Regions from separate parts of the Mus musculus genome. Here regions 2 and 3 are each linked to region 1. A link is a loop called in an ENCODE intact Hi-C map of the cell type or tissue named here. Cell type or tissue: left cerebral cortex. All regions are shown on one strand. Links, peaks and the distances in the headings refer to the core of each region. The heading gives the core; the rest is flanking DNA.

What was found. Peaks named below come from ENCODE experiments on the same cell type or tissue, not always from the same donor. Only the 100,000 strongest peaks of a DNase experiment are listed, where the experiment ranks them.
Region 2: a loop joins it to region 1, with 4 times the contacts of the local background. A loop is called at or near these places in 5 of 42 quality-filtered maps.
Region 3: a loop joins it to region 1, with 3 times the contacts of the local background. A loop is called at or near these places in 5 of 42 quality-filtered maps.

Annotation. Positions count from the first base shown.
Region 1 is chr1:87,505,645-87,509,717 of GRCm38, forward strand. Ngef (neuronal guanine nucleotide exchange factor) reads right to left here. Exons shown (of 13, transcript NM_019867.2): 2 at 3,601-3,743. Among named protein-coding and RNA genes, the nearest start is that of Ngef, 2.7 kb to the right of the region's middle. In left cerebral cortex, for the core only: a CTCF peak has its summit at 2,323; DNase peaks (open chromatin) are centred at 2,410, 2,819 and 3,247; H3K4me3 peaks cover 1,817 bases; H3K27ac peaks cover 2,104 bases.
Region 2 is chr1:87,601,197-87,605,269 of GRCm38, forward strand. No RefSeq gene overlaps it. Among named protein-coding and RNA genes, the nearest start is that of Inpp5d, 17 kb to the right of the region's middle. In left cerebral cortex, for the core only: no CTCF peak of the experiment used is centred there; DNase peaks (open chromatin) are centred at 2,397 and 2,801; H3K27ac peaks cover 1,791 bases.
Region 3 is chr1:87,592,451-87,596,523 of GRCm38, forward strand. Neu2 (neuraminidase 2) reads left to right here. Exons shown (of 4, transcript NM_001160163.1): 3 at 2,428-2,639. Among named protein-coding and RNA genes, the nearest start is that of Neu2, 20 kb to the left of the region's middle. In left cerebral cortex, for the core only: a CTCF peak has its summit at 1,928 (motif pointing right); DNase peaks (open chromatin) are centred at 1,258, 1,566 and 2,048; H3K27ac peaks cover 2,500 bases.

The sequences.
Region 1 (4,073 bases), core at 945-3,444:
AATACTACCCAAGACTTCTTGGTGGCACATGTGCTGGAAGGAGACAAAAATACCAGCACTGTGGGTAGCTGTGTTGGAAATGGTATTTCTGAAAGTGCTGCACAGTGGACGCCGCCTCTTCCCTGTCCCTTCCCACCCCTGCCTTCCACTGGGGAGGAGAGGGCTGGGCTGGACACTGTGTGCTCAGGGAAGTAGGTGGGGTCCGATGGAGGCTCTCACCAGTGGTGGTGGGCTCAGTACCTGCATTCGGTGCCATTGAGGGACAGAGGTCTGAATGCTCCCCCTCCCATCCCCAATCCCTATGAGGGGATCTAAAGCCCATGTGACAGTATTAGGAGGGAAGGCCTTTGGGGAATTGGGTTTCTTGGATGAGATTCATCAGAGGCTGGAGGGCTCTTCATTGTTCTGCCTGCCATGTGGGACTCCTTCATGATCCATGAAGCAGAGAGAGCGGCTCTCACTAGACACAGATCCACTGGGATTATTGGCTGGCAGCAGATCTCTGAGGGGAACCATCTAACTGTTTATACATTACCAGTGTTAAGATTGGGGTGTAGCATTTCCCCCTAAAGGCTCATGTGCTCTTTGGGTTGGTCTCCATGCCAAATGGTGGAGAGGGGCCTCAGAGAAGGTAATTAACAAACACAGGCCTCTCCTCTTGAACATTCCATCAGAGCTTTAGATCAAGAAGAGATTGTTCTAAAATCAACTGTCTGGCCCTAGACCTCTCTAGCTTCCCTCTCATGGTGTCGTCGCCTTTGATACCATTTCCTGTGTGTGGCATGGACCTCACTAGAGCTAACAGAAATGGATGGTCTGCTCTTACACCTAAAAATGTCCAGTAAATAACCTCTTTTCTATATAAAGTTCTTAGCCTCAGGTATTTTGTCACAATACATAATATACCAAGATATCCAATGCAAGGTATGGATTAATATACCAGCCAAGGAGACAGAAAGAGAGGATAAGGCCGACCCAGAACAGATCTAAGGGTTTCTTTGAAAGAAAGAAAGAAAGAAAGAAAGAAAGAAAGAAAGAAAGAAAGAAAGAAAGAAAGAAAGAGAGAAAGAAAGAAGGGGCTGGAGAGATGGCTCAGTGATTAAGAGCACTGACTGCTCTTCCAGAGGTCCTGAGTTCAATTCCCAGCAACCACATGGGTGGCTCACAACCATCTGTAATGAGATCTGATGCTCTCTTCTGGTGTGTCTGAAGACAGCAAAAGTGTACTCACATACAAAAAAAAAAAATCTTAAAAAAAAAAAGAAAAGAGAAAAAAAAAAAAAAGGAATCTGTAGTTAGTTGAATAATAGTGACCCCCAGAGGCCCATCTATTTGAATGCTTGGTTACCAATTGGTCAACTACTGGAAAGGATTAGGAGGTGTGGCCTTTATTGGAGAAAGTGTGTCACTGGGGGTGGGTTCTGACATTTCAAAAGCCCATGCCAGGCTCAGTATCTCTCCCTGCCTGCCTGTGGATCAGGATGTAGCTCTCTGCTACTTCTTTGGCTCATGCCTGCCTACCTGCTGCCATGCTCCCCGCCATGACGATAATGGACTCACTTCTGAACCAGTAATGAAGCCCCAATTAAATGTTTTCTTTTCTAAGGGTTGCCATGGTCATTGTGTCTCTTCCCAGCCATAGAACACTAAGACAGTAGCTATCTCCAGTAGACACATGAAGGCAAACTATCCTTCCTGCTATTACAGACCTTGGCTTGAAGATGTGGTGCCCGGAACTACAACAGATACCTTGTAACACAAAAGCCAAAGAAGGAAGGGAATGAAGAAAATGTAGCTGGGTGACTGTGTAGGGAAAAGAACCAACTCTTGAACTTTCTACCTCTTGAGGATTAACCAGGATGGATCACTCTCATTGCAGAAGACCGGTTGTTTCTGCATACTGTTACTTCCAGCCAAATACTCAACAGTGGCCATGTTAGACCATTCAAAGGACACCAGCTATACTCCAGCTCCTGCCATCCTGGGGTTACCATGATGAAAACTGTCTAACCATTTTTTCATAATCTTTCATTTTTATTTGTCTTAAATTCTAATTTTCATATAAATAGATTTATCTTGTGCCACTACTGTCCTCAAGGTTCAAGGTCTCATGGTTGTTTCCTATGTGTGCCAACAGTAAGCACACCTTCCCGTGGATGTTAACGTTCCCAGTCTAAGCTCCTGCTTATGGGATATGAAGGCAGAGTAGAGAGGCTTTGTTCTCTTACTGAAATGATCCTTACTGGGTCGGCCTTGTTCTGTTAGAAGGGGAGTTCCCAGCTCCTCCAGCTAAAGCGCCCTCTACCCAGCCGTTCTGCATCTATCTTCCTAAAGAGAAAGCAGTTTCCTTTAAATCTTCCAAGCCTACTTGTAAAGGGCAAGCTACTCAGTTATTATTTAACAAGCAATTTCTACATGCCAAGCACCATGTTAGGTGCCAGAGACAACGACGACACACTTACACCCCCAGCATCCTCAGCCTGACTGCTAGAGAACCACAGAGACAGAAACCAGAGTGGGTTCAGTTTACCCTCAGGCAGCGATGGATCTCCCAGCCTCCAGCTCTCTCCTCCCAGGGCCAGGGTAGGAAGCTCCCAGCTCAAAAGAGTAGCCTCCTTAAGAAGTCTCCCTACAGTTGGGCCTGCTCCACTTCAATTCTGGAGACATTGTGTCCCTTACAGGGTTTGGCAGTGGGAGATAATCATTACGCGTCATATTTTTAAAATCTAAAATTTGTATTTAAAAGAATAGATTGCTGATGGCTTTGAGAACATCCCAGAATATTTTCAAAGCAGCTAGCATCGTTCCTGGATTAACAAGAACCGGTCACAGGTGGCCCTGGGGATAACAGGAGGAACAGTTTGATGTCAGGAGCAGTTTAGAAGTACAAATGCCTCAAACCTCCAACAGCTCACAGAACTTCCTCTCAGCTCTGGAGGAGCAGGACCCGCTAAGTGCCGTTCCCTAGGACCATCCTGGCAGCCTTTTGGAAGAGTCTTCTGGGTGGGGGGCAGGGGGCAGGAGGGGGGACGCAGAATGTACTCGGGCCTCTTTTGCTTCTACTCATGTGTTCAGGGCCAGCCTTGCTCTACCCAGAGCTTCCCAGTACAGCTTTAATTCCTTGGCTACCTTCCAGGTCCTCCTAGGACCTCCCTGTTGAGGTCAAGGAAGACTTCATTCTCTCTCTCCAGCTACTCCATTCTGGAAACAACGTTTTCTACAGGAAAGGGCTGGACCAAGAGTGTTCTCCAAGAGACATCAAGATCAATACCCACTGCTAAAGCCCAGCATAGAGTCTCAAGCTCATAACCCTGGAACTCAAGTTCTCAGGCAGGAGGTGAGGTCCAGGCTAGCCTGGGCTACTGAGTAAATTCCAGGCCAGCCAGGGTTGCAGTGTGAGACTCAGTCTCACAAACACACCACAATCCCAGCTAAATTAGCTCAGTGGTGCAGCACTAATAAAACTCGGCAGTTCTGCCTAGGAAACCATTAGAACTAGTCATGTCAAAAGCCGCATGCCAGTCAGCCCAGCAGCCAGGGTCCCCTGGAAGCCACCAGGCTCTCATGGTCCAAACGAGTCGCTGCCTGCCCTGGACCCACCTATTTGTTCAATGAGGTTTCTCCAGGAGTCGGCGGGAATGGGATGGATCATCTGCAGGGCCTCCGTGAGAGTGGTGGGGCTGTCGGTGAGGGCTGGGCACTCCTCGGGTGTGGTTCCATTTCCAGGGGTGGAGGATGACTCGCTGCAAGAGAAGGAGGAGAGCGACGGCTGTTTATTTTTAAGCAACGACACACCTTGGCTAGATCGCAAGAGGCGACTGTCGGTCAGCACAAGCGGCTGCTGCCTGGAGGGTACTGCCCCTAAGAGCTTCCAAGCCAAGGGGGGCCACAGTGGCCGCCACGTGTCCGGACCGGGCGAGCCCGACAAACCCTTTTTGTCACCATACCAGGGCGCGACGGGGTGATTCACTCCTACACCAGTCCGCCCAAACCTTCATGTTTTTCGAGCTCGCGGACAGGCGTCGGAAAGTTGGCGTACCCTAGCCGCTGCACAGCGCGGAAGGCCGCCCCAA
Region 2 (4,073 bases), core at 855-3,354, 95 kb after region 1:
AGAAAAGAAAAGAAAAGAAAAGAAAAGAAAAGAAAAGAAAAGAAAAGAAAAGAAAGTTGCAAAGAATGTGTGCTTCCAGCCAGGAATGCATGAAAGAGAGAGAGAGAGAAACACTAGTGTATTATGTTCATCTGCTGGTCCAAGCCCGAGACTGGCAGCCCAAGACTGTTCAACATCTTTCCACATCTTTTTGTTAACCTGACATCCAGGTTGCAATGCAGCAGGAACCAACACAAGTGTGTTAGCACAGACCAATGAGGACCAGAGCTCCAGGTTTGGGGGCTGCATGGTCCTAGCTCTTGACCAATTCTGAGTAGCTATGCCTGAGAAGCCCTCTGTCTTAGACACCATCTGCAATATTACTCTCTGATGTTGCTTAAGCCACTGAGCTGGGGAGGGGCTATGTCAACTGGAGCATGTGCTGGGAAAAGGAGATGCTTGAGGGAGGGGAGGTAGGCCCCAGTGATGCACCCATACTGGTCCACTTCTAATCCTTCAAAGTGGACAGTGTTGCCTTATGTGGCAAATGGGACTTGGCAGACTCAGTTTATCTGGATACTGGAAGGTTATCTTAGATTAGCCAGGTGGGACTCACATATGACTACAAATGTGCAAAGGGCCATTCCATGGAGGAGAAAGCAGTACAGCCCTCAGAGTAAGACAGCACACCACCTATGAAGATGGAGGACATGGCCAGCACTAAGAAAGTCAGGGTGTGTAGTGGTGGGGTTGCAAAGGCAAGGGAGTCTCTGCCTAAGGCCTCAGGGGAGCCTGGCTCTGACACCTGGACATGAGCCCAGAGAACTGACTTCGGACTTTTGTCCTTCTGCACTGCAAAGGAAGAAATTTGCTACTTATAAAGGTTTACTAGGTATGCAAAAACCATGGGACCTGTGCTGATATGAAGTCCTGAGTCAGTGGAATAGACAGGAAATGAAAAGATTGCCAGTCGTATTTTGGTGAGTTGTATCTTAGCTAGGTCAGATTCTGCCTTCTCACCTGAATGTTTTAATCATTCCAAAGCCACACACATGCAGCCACATGCACATACACATACACATACATACATGCACATATAGTCATGCAATTACACAGATGCACTCACAGACAAATAAATGCATAGGTATGCACAGAGAAACACATATGTTGCATATATAGGTATGTGTGCATAGTCATGCACACAGGTACACGAATACACACATGCAGACATAGGTATACAAATATACAAGCATTCAAGCATGCACAAACATGCACAATGAATCATACATATACAGTCACACACGCAAATACAGTTCATGTACAGATATGTGTGCATACTTATGCAATCATGAAGAGTTTCTGCTCCTGGATTCTCCTCACACAGAGACCAGCTTCTCATGCCAGCTTATGTCATGAAAAGCCATGCCTTCTAAATAGATCTTCTGTCTGGACACTTGCACCAGGTCCCTTCCTGGTGGAGACCTTCCTCTGCACGGAAACCATTGAGGTGTAGGGTAAGAAAGAACCTGAAGTCAAGAAGTCGCCATGACAAGTGTAGGAGAAGAGCCAATTGCAACATCTCCTAGGTGGTTGCTTTGAAGCTGCCCAACCTGGCCCTGTGAGGAAAGATATCAGGTGGTCTTCTCAACACAGCAATGCTATTAAGAACACTCTGCCTCCCCATGTGAGCAGTACTAACTCCATCCACATGCCTTCTATAAACAGTGATTCTGAAAGCTAAAGCCATAGCAGCAAGGTAAAAAATGTTAGCTCTTTAGAGAGGGACAAGACCTTGAGACCTATTATGTCCGTCTGACTCCCCCTTTGGCAGGTAGGTGAGAGGTATGGTGGTTTCAATGTAATGGTCCCCATAGGCTCATATATTTGCATGATCTGTCTCCAGTTGGTAAACTCTTGGAAGGATTAAGAGGCATGGCCTTGTTGGAGGAGATGTGTCAGTGGAGATGGGCATTGAGGTTTCAAAAAGCCCACAGCAGGCCCAGCCTCTCTCAGAGTGCCTGCCTCCCTGCCTGTAGATTAGGATACAAAGCACTCAACTACTGCTCCAACACCCTGAGTGCCACCATATTTCTACCATGGTGATCATGGACTGAGCCTCTGAAACTGTAAGCAAGCCCTCAATCAAATGCTTTTTTAAAAAATATGAGTTGCCTTGGTCATAGTATCTCTCCACTGAGCTCTGTCCGAGCCCTTCCCTCATCTCCATCCTCCGGAAGGGGAGCTAGCAGCTGCTGCAGTCAGCCCCCATCTGCAGGGTCCCCAGCCTAGATGCCTGGACCCAAGAGTATGAGGCACTGAGGTGTGGACTCCTTCTCCCTCACTGACAGTCTAAGAAGGCGGCCACACTCTCAGAGCCAAGCAGATCTGGGAGCGAACTGCCTCCCCTTCGCATCTCACCCGCAATGAGTGAGGAAGTGGGGGGAAGGATCCAGTATTCAAATGTGCTGCTCAAAGGAGAGGTGAGAATGCTGACTGTACTTTTGGCAAGGTGCTGCTTCTCCCAAATGCCATATATATATATATATTTATACTGCAATAGGTTCCAAATGTTTGGAGATTTAAAAGAACCAGGAAAAACAAAACTCAACTGACCACAGGGTCAGTTTTCTTCAGGGTCTTTAACCTAATAACTTCTCCCCTTCCTCCCAAACTACAGCACATATTAAAACTGAACTAGAATCCTGCTCTGCTTTCTCTTCATGCTTGACACACAGAACATGTCCTCCCAGAAGCTCGTCTGCAGAAAGTAATAAGCCAACAGACACAGCCAGGGTCACTTGACTGCTGCCCTCTTTTCTGCTAGACGCTGCGGCCACCCCTCCTTGTCCCTATAAATAACACTGGAGGAAACATCTTTGGGGACACATTTTGGTCTTTATTGGGGATTGTTTCTATAAATCACCAACTCCTTCGTAAGGTGTTATTGAGTCAAGATAAACCTCCAAAAGCTCTTGAAACACATTCACAACTCCTGATTTAGAACTACATTGTCATGTAATTGTCGGCTTCCTAAACCTTCAAATGCCCAAGTTTCTAGACATATTGCTTCCATCATTCATTCGTTGTTGAAGTCATAAATCACAGTCTCTATTATCTTCCTGGTGGGGGATAATCTAGGTAAAATATCCAAAGTGAACAAGCATAGAAAATCCCAGACTCATAGAGTCCTAAATGCTCTGGTATTAATAACCCAGCCTGACTTTATTCATCTGGCCAGGGTTTCTGGGTGGTGTGGGTGGGGCAGTCAGAGCCTAGGCCCAAGCTCTGGGTCAGATGCCCTGGTAGTTGTTGCCACCTGTCCCGTGTTCCTCCCTGACAAGAAGCACTTGCCTTTCTTCTAGATCTTTTGGGGACGTTCTGAATGTGGTTTTAACCGGACTCTCATATACTGTCATCTCAGGCCTTCTTTTCCTTGAATCGAGTCACATACATATTGCAGACTTAACATGTTTTGCACTGTACTGGAGGAAGAGTCTACTGAGAACTGCCTCATGCCCGCTTTCAGGCCCTTGGAGGTCCAGGATCTGATCCTCCTAACAACCTGCAGCCAGTGGCCACTGTCATGACCCCACTTTACCAAGGAAGAGACGAAGACAGAGGAGAATGAAGCCTCTTGCTCATGACTGCAAAGGCTGACGAGAGGCTAGGTCAGGTTCCCGAGTCTGCCTTTTTCTAGCCTGGCCACAGAGGAACGGGACAAGGGCCTGAGGAGGATTAGCCCTTTGTTAAGTATCATGGGACATAACAAGAAGGCCCCAAGAAGTCCCAGCATGCTCTAAGAGGTGCAAAGTTTGTTCCCCGGTGTGTTTCTGGAAGCAGGCTCTCAAAGACTAGGTGCCAAGTCCAGGAGTGAGGAGGCATGCAGGGTTCCGATTTGGTCCTGGAATGGAGAGAGAGCTTGGGAGTGGGAGAGCAGAAGGGCAAGGCCAGGAAACGGGAGGGAGGCAAGGAGGAGCTTGGTGTGATGAGCAGGAAGCTGTCCTTTTATCCCAGGACAGAGCCAAGCAGACAAGGGTCCAATCAGAAAGACAAGACACTCCTAGCAGACATGGGAAGAGATAGCAGTGAGGGAG
Region 3 (4,073 bases), core at 895-3,394, 87 kb after region 1:
CTGCACAGCTTTAGAACTGTCCTTTGAAATCATAGAATGGCTCTGTGAGGAGCGGAATTGCATATTGTGAGATATTATACATTCCTTTTGAAAATGGACTGTGGTCCATCCCTGTAGGATGGACTATGTACAAGGGGTAGTCACTAGTTCTGGCCAGGGGCTTCATCCCTCTCCCAGACTGCATCTTCTCTCTCTAAACTACGAGCTCTTGTCACATCGACATGTTAAGTCTATTGGTCTTGGGGTTTGTACTCAACCTGTACTGTTGCTCTAAACTCACCTTTCCCCCTCTGGACCCCAAGAACCTAACTCATAGTCCTTTTCTGGTTCCTCCTCATGACAACTTTGACCCCTTTCCCCTGTCTCAAGCTTCTTTGTGGATGTCCTTAGCTAACCTCCCACGTTGTATACTTAAAGCCAACTCATTGGAATGGAGAACAGCTTGGCTTTGGGGACGTCCTAAAATCAACATTTAAATCTGATTAGATGGCTACTGAAGAATTTTCATTAAGGACCAGCTGTTCGGCACTTGATCAAGTTTCTAAGACACCGAAATGGCGTCTTTCTCCTTATTTTTCTGCTTCTAATTGTATCCAATTCTTTCTTATTAAAAGTTATGGCAGTCATGGCCATGGAGCAAGCGAGATTACAGTTTGCAGGCATAGACTTTTGTACTGGCTAATTTTGTGTCAACTTGACACAAGCTGGAGTTATCACAGAGAAAGGAGCTTCAGTTGGGGAAATGCCTCCATGAGATCCAGCTGTGGGGCATTTTCTCAATTAGTGATCAAGGGCCCCTTGTGGGTGGGACCATCTCTGGGCTGGTAGTCTTGGTTCTATAAGAGAGTAGACTGAACAAGCCAGGGAAGGCAAGCCAGTAAGGAGCATCCCTCCATGGCTTCTGCATCAGCTATCAGCTCCTGCTTCCTGACCTGCTTGAGTTCCAGTCCTGACTTCCTTGATGATGACCAGCAATGTGGAAGTTTAAGCCGAATAAACCCTTTCCTCCTCAACTTGCTTCTTGGTCATGATGTTTGTGCAGGAATAGAAACCCTGACTAAGACAACTTTGTTTTGTTTAATCTTTCATTTTCTGCCTTTTGAGACTGTCTCAATGTAGCCCAGGCTGGCTTCGAATTCCAAACTCTCTTCCTGCCTCAGCTTTTCTCGTGCTGAACTGCAACCATGAGCCACCAACACTTCAAGTCTCCATTTTAAAGCAAAGACTTATCTCCACCCACTGAGCTGGCATCTGCCCTTCTACATTTTATTCTGCTGCATTGTCCCAGTAACGTTCATCAGACTTGAACAATAGCATGGTAGACTACACCTGTCAAAAACAGTTAAAAACACGGTTTAAATGATAATATATTACATGGTAGGAAAATGTAGTTTTCTACCATGTCTCCTGCTTTCTGATTCCTCTCTTTTCATTTCTCCTCCCGAGAGATTAAGGCATGGGGAAGACTTGGAAGTTGTGGCTCCCTTGGCAGGGTTTAATGGAGGTTTCTAAAGTCATTACTCTTAGCAGGAGGGAAGGCAGCCAGTGCACAGAGAGAAGAGTGATGGGGCAGGAAATAGAAGGTGCTGAGATTCAGTCTCAGAGTTGCCTCAACATACCCTGAGGGTCTCACTTCAAGCCAGAACATGGGGTCCATCTGTCCTTATGTTCTGGGTAGATAGATCATCAAATATAGCCTTTGTTGAGGATAACCTTGGCAAGGGCTCGGCCAAGGGTGGTTATTCTGGCTTAAGAAGTTAGCTCTGTCAACCCTTCTTTTTGTCAACCACAGTCGCCAAGTTATCCCCTGCCTTCCCTGTTCTTTTCTGAAAATACTTACATTGTTGTTCATTTTCTCACACCTCTAGGGCTCCCCACCCCCACTCCACAACCCCATTAGTAGGCAGATCCTATCTCTCCAATTGCACAGCTACCCCCTACCTGCCTCAGGGTGGCACCCACACAGCGAGGGCAGCTGGTTTATCAGCCTCAGGCAGCTGAGGGAGTGGAGCTTGGGGAATGGAGGTATTTTCTTTCTCTTTGGAACAGCTTTCTAGGGCTCTGGAGTTATAAAAAGGCTCTCCCATGAGTCATCCCCTGGCAGTCGGATAGCTGCAGAGAGCCACTCAGCAAGCTCTTCTACTCTACCCAGGGCTAGCAGATGAAGGTTGTCACAAATCTGTTGTGAGGGGAACGGTTATAGCAGGAGTCGAATACAAAACACACTTTTCGATTCTTGGATAGAGCACTGCCAGTACACTATAGCAGAACTGGCGAATGGGGTCTTGGGATATGGGAAAGGACACAGAACTTTTTCTAGGACAGGCCACCCAGACAGGACTCCATTTGCCAGTCAGATGAGTGCCACCTGAATTGGATGATTCTGGCCCTTGGCACAGGTATGATGTGTGTTCTCTTCCTGCCCAGATCTCAGGCCCATGGCGACCTGCCCTGTCCTGCAGAAGGAGACACTGTTCCGCACAGGCGTCCATGCTTACAGAATCCCTGCTCTGCTCTACCTGAAGAAGCAGAAGACCCTGCTGGCCTTTGCGGAAAAGCGAGCCAGCAAGACGGATGAGCACGCAGAGTTGATTGTCCTGAGAAGAGGAAGCTACAACGAAGCCACCAACCGTGTCAAGGTAAGGTAGGACCCAGCTGCAGTGGCTCTGCCTGGGATGGCTCGATGACACACACCCTTGTGGTCCTGTGTGCGGTAGAACCAGGCGTAAATCTCACAGAACTCAGGGGCAAGGCCATCCCTTCATAACTAAGATGTAGGTAGGACCTAGGGAACCTGGAAGAGACCTAGAAACCCATCCAGGGACAGGGTGACCAACAGGCTCCTGTACCCAACCCAGATCTCACTTGGGCTCACCAGGAGCAAGTCTTGTTGGCTGATCATGTGCTTCATCACGTGACTGGCTGAGTTTTCTGGCATCATTGAAAGCCCAAGGGAGGGCCAGTTCACTGTCATTTAACAGGACATTAATTACCTTTGAGGGTAACTAATCTGGGGTCTTAGGATCAGCTGACTGTCTATGTCCTCATAACATTACTCTTATGACAACTACATGATTGTTATTCAAAGTAGGGCATCAAAATTCCTTTTGCCTGGCGCATAATTATTTTACACCATCATGGTGCTTGAAGCAGGTGGACCTGAGTTCAAGGAAGGCCTGGGTCCATTCCTTATCCAAGGCAACTAGGCTAACCTATTTAGGCTTCTCATTTTCAAAATATGAAATGGAGCTAAGGATACTTCTTCGGCCTTGGAAGATCAGGCAACACAGTGGGCACCATCTGTCTTTTGGCATAGCGTCGGTGTTGCACTGGGGCAGCTAATGAGGAACAGGGATAGCCAGTGTGGTTGTCAAATATATGACATAGCAGTGGCACAGGGAACCTCAGTGTGCATCTTCAGGATCCTCGAGTCCATTAGTACAGTGTCGTAAGTAGGTGACACAGGGCAACCTTCATTTTCTTTGCCTTTTAAGAATGCTAGACCAGCCAGGAAGAATAGATGATGTTAGGAATGGTTCCTACCATAGTTGCACACGCGCGCACGCACACACACAAACACACACACACACACACACACACACACACACACACACACACACACACACAAAATCACATTTACTTGTTTGTTTGTCTGTGTATGCCAGCATTTGAGTGACTCAGTTCTCTCATTCCTGTTGGCCCCAGAGACTGAACTCAAGTCAGCAGGCTTGGTGGCATGCACTCTTACTTGTTGAACCATCAGCTGGCTCCTAAGTTACTTTTTTGTCTTGGGGGTCTGTCTGGCACATCACAGATGCTCTGCAAATGTTTGTTAGTGGGAATCAAAGTAACAGAGCCTTCAGGGAGAGAAGTGGGGAAGGAGTTTGGGGGAGGAAATGGAGAAATGGTGAGGAACCTGGCTCTTGCTGCTCCTGGCAATGGGTAATTGATGGGTAAAGTCCCTTCACAGCCTTTGACTCCATCCCTAAGATAAACCTGCCCCATGGACCCCTCAGCGTAGCCTCCTGTCATCATCACCAGCAATCTCAAGCTTGTGTTTCTCTTTCTCCCCT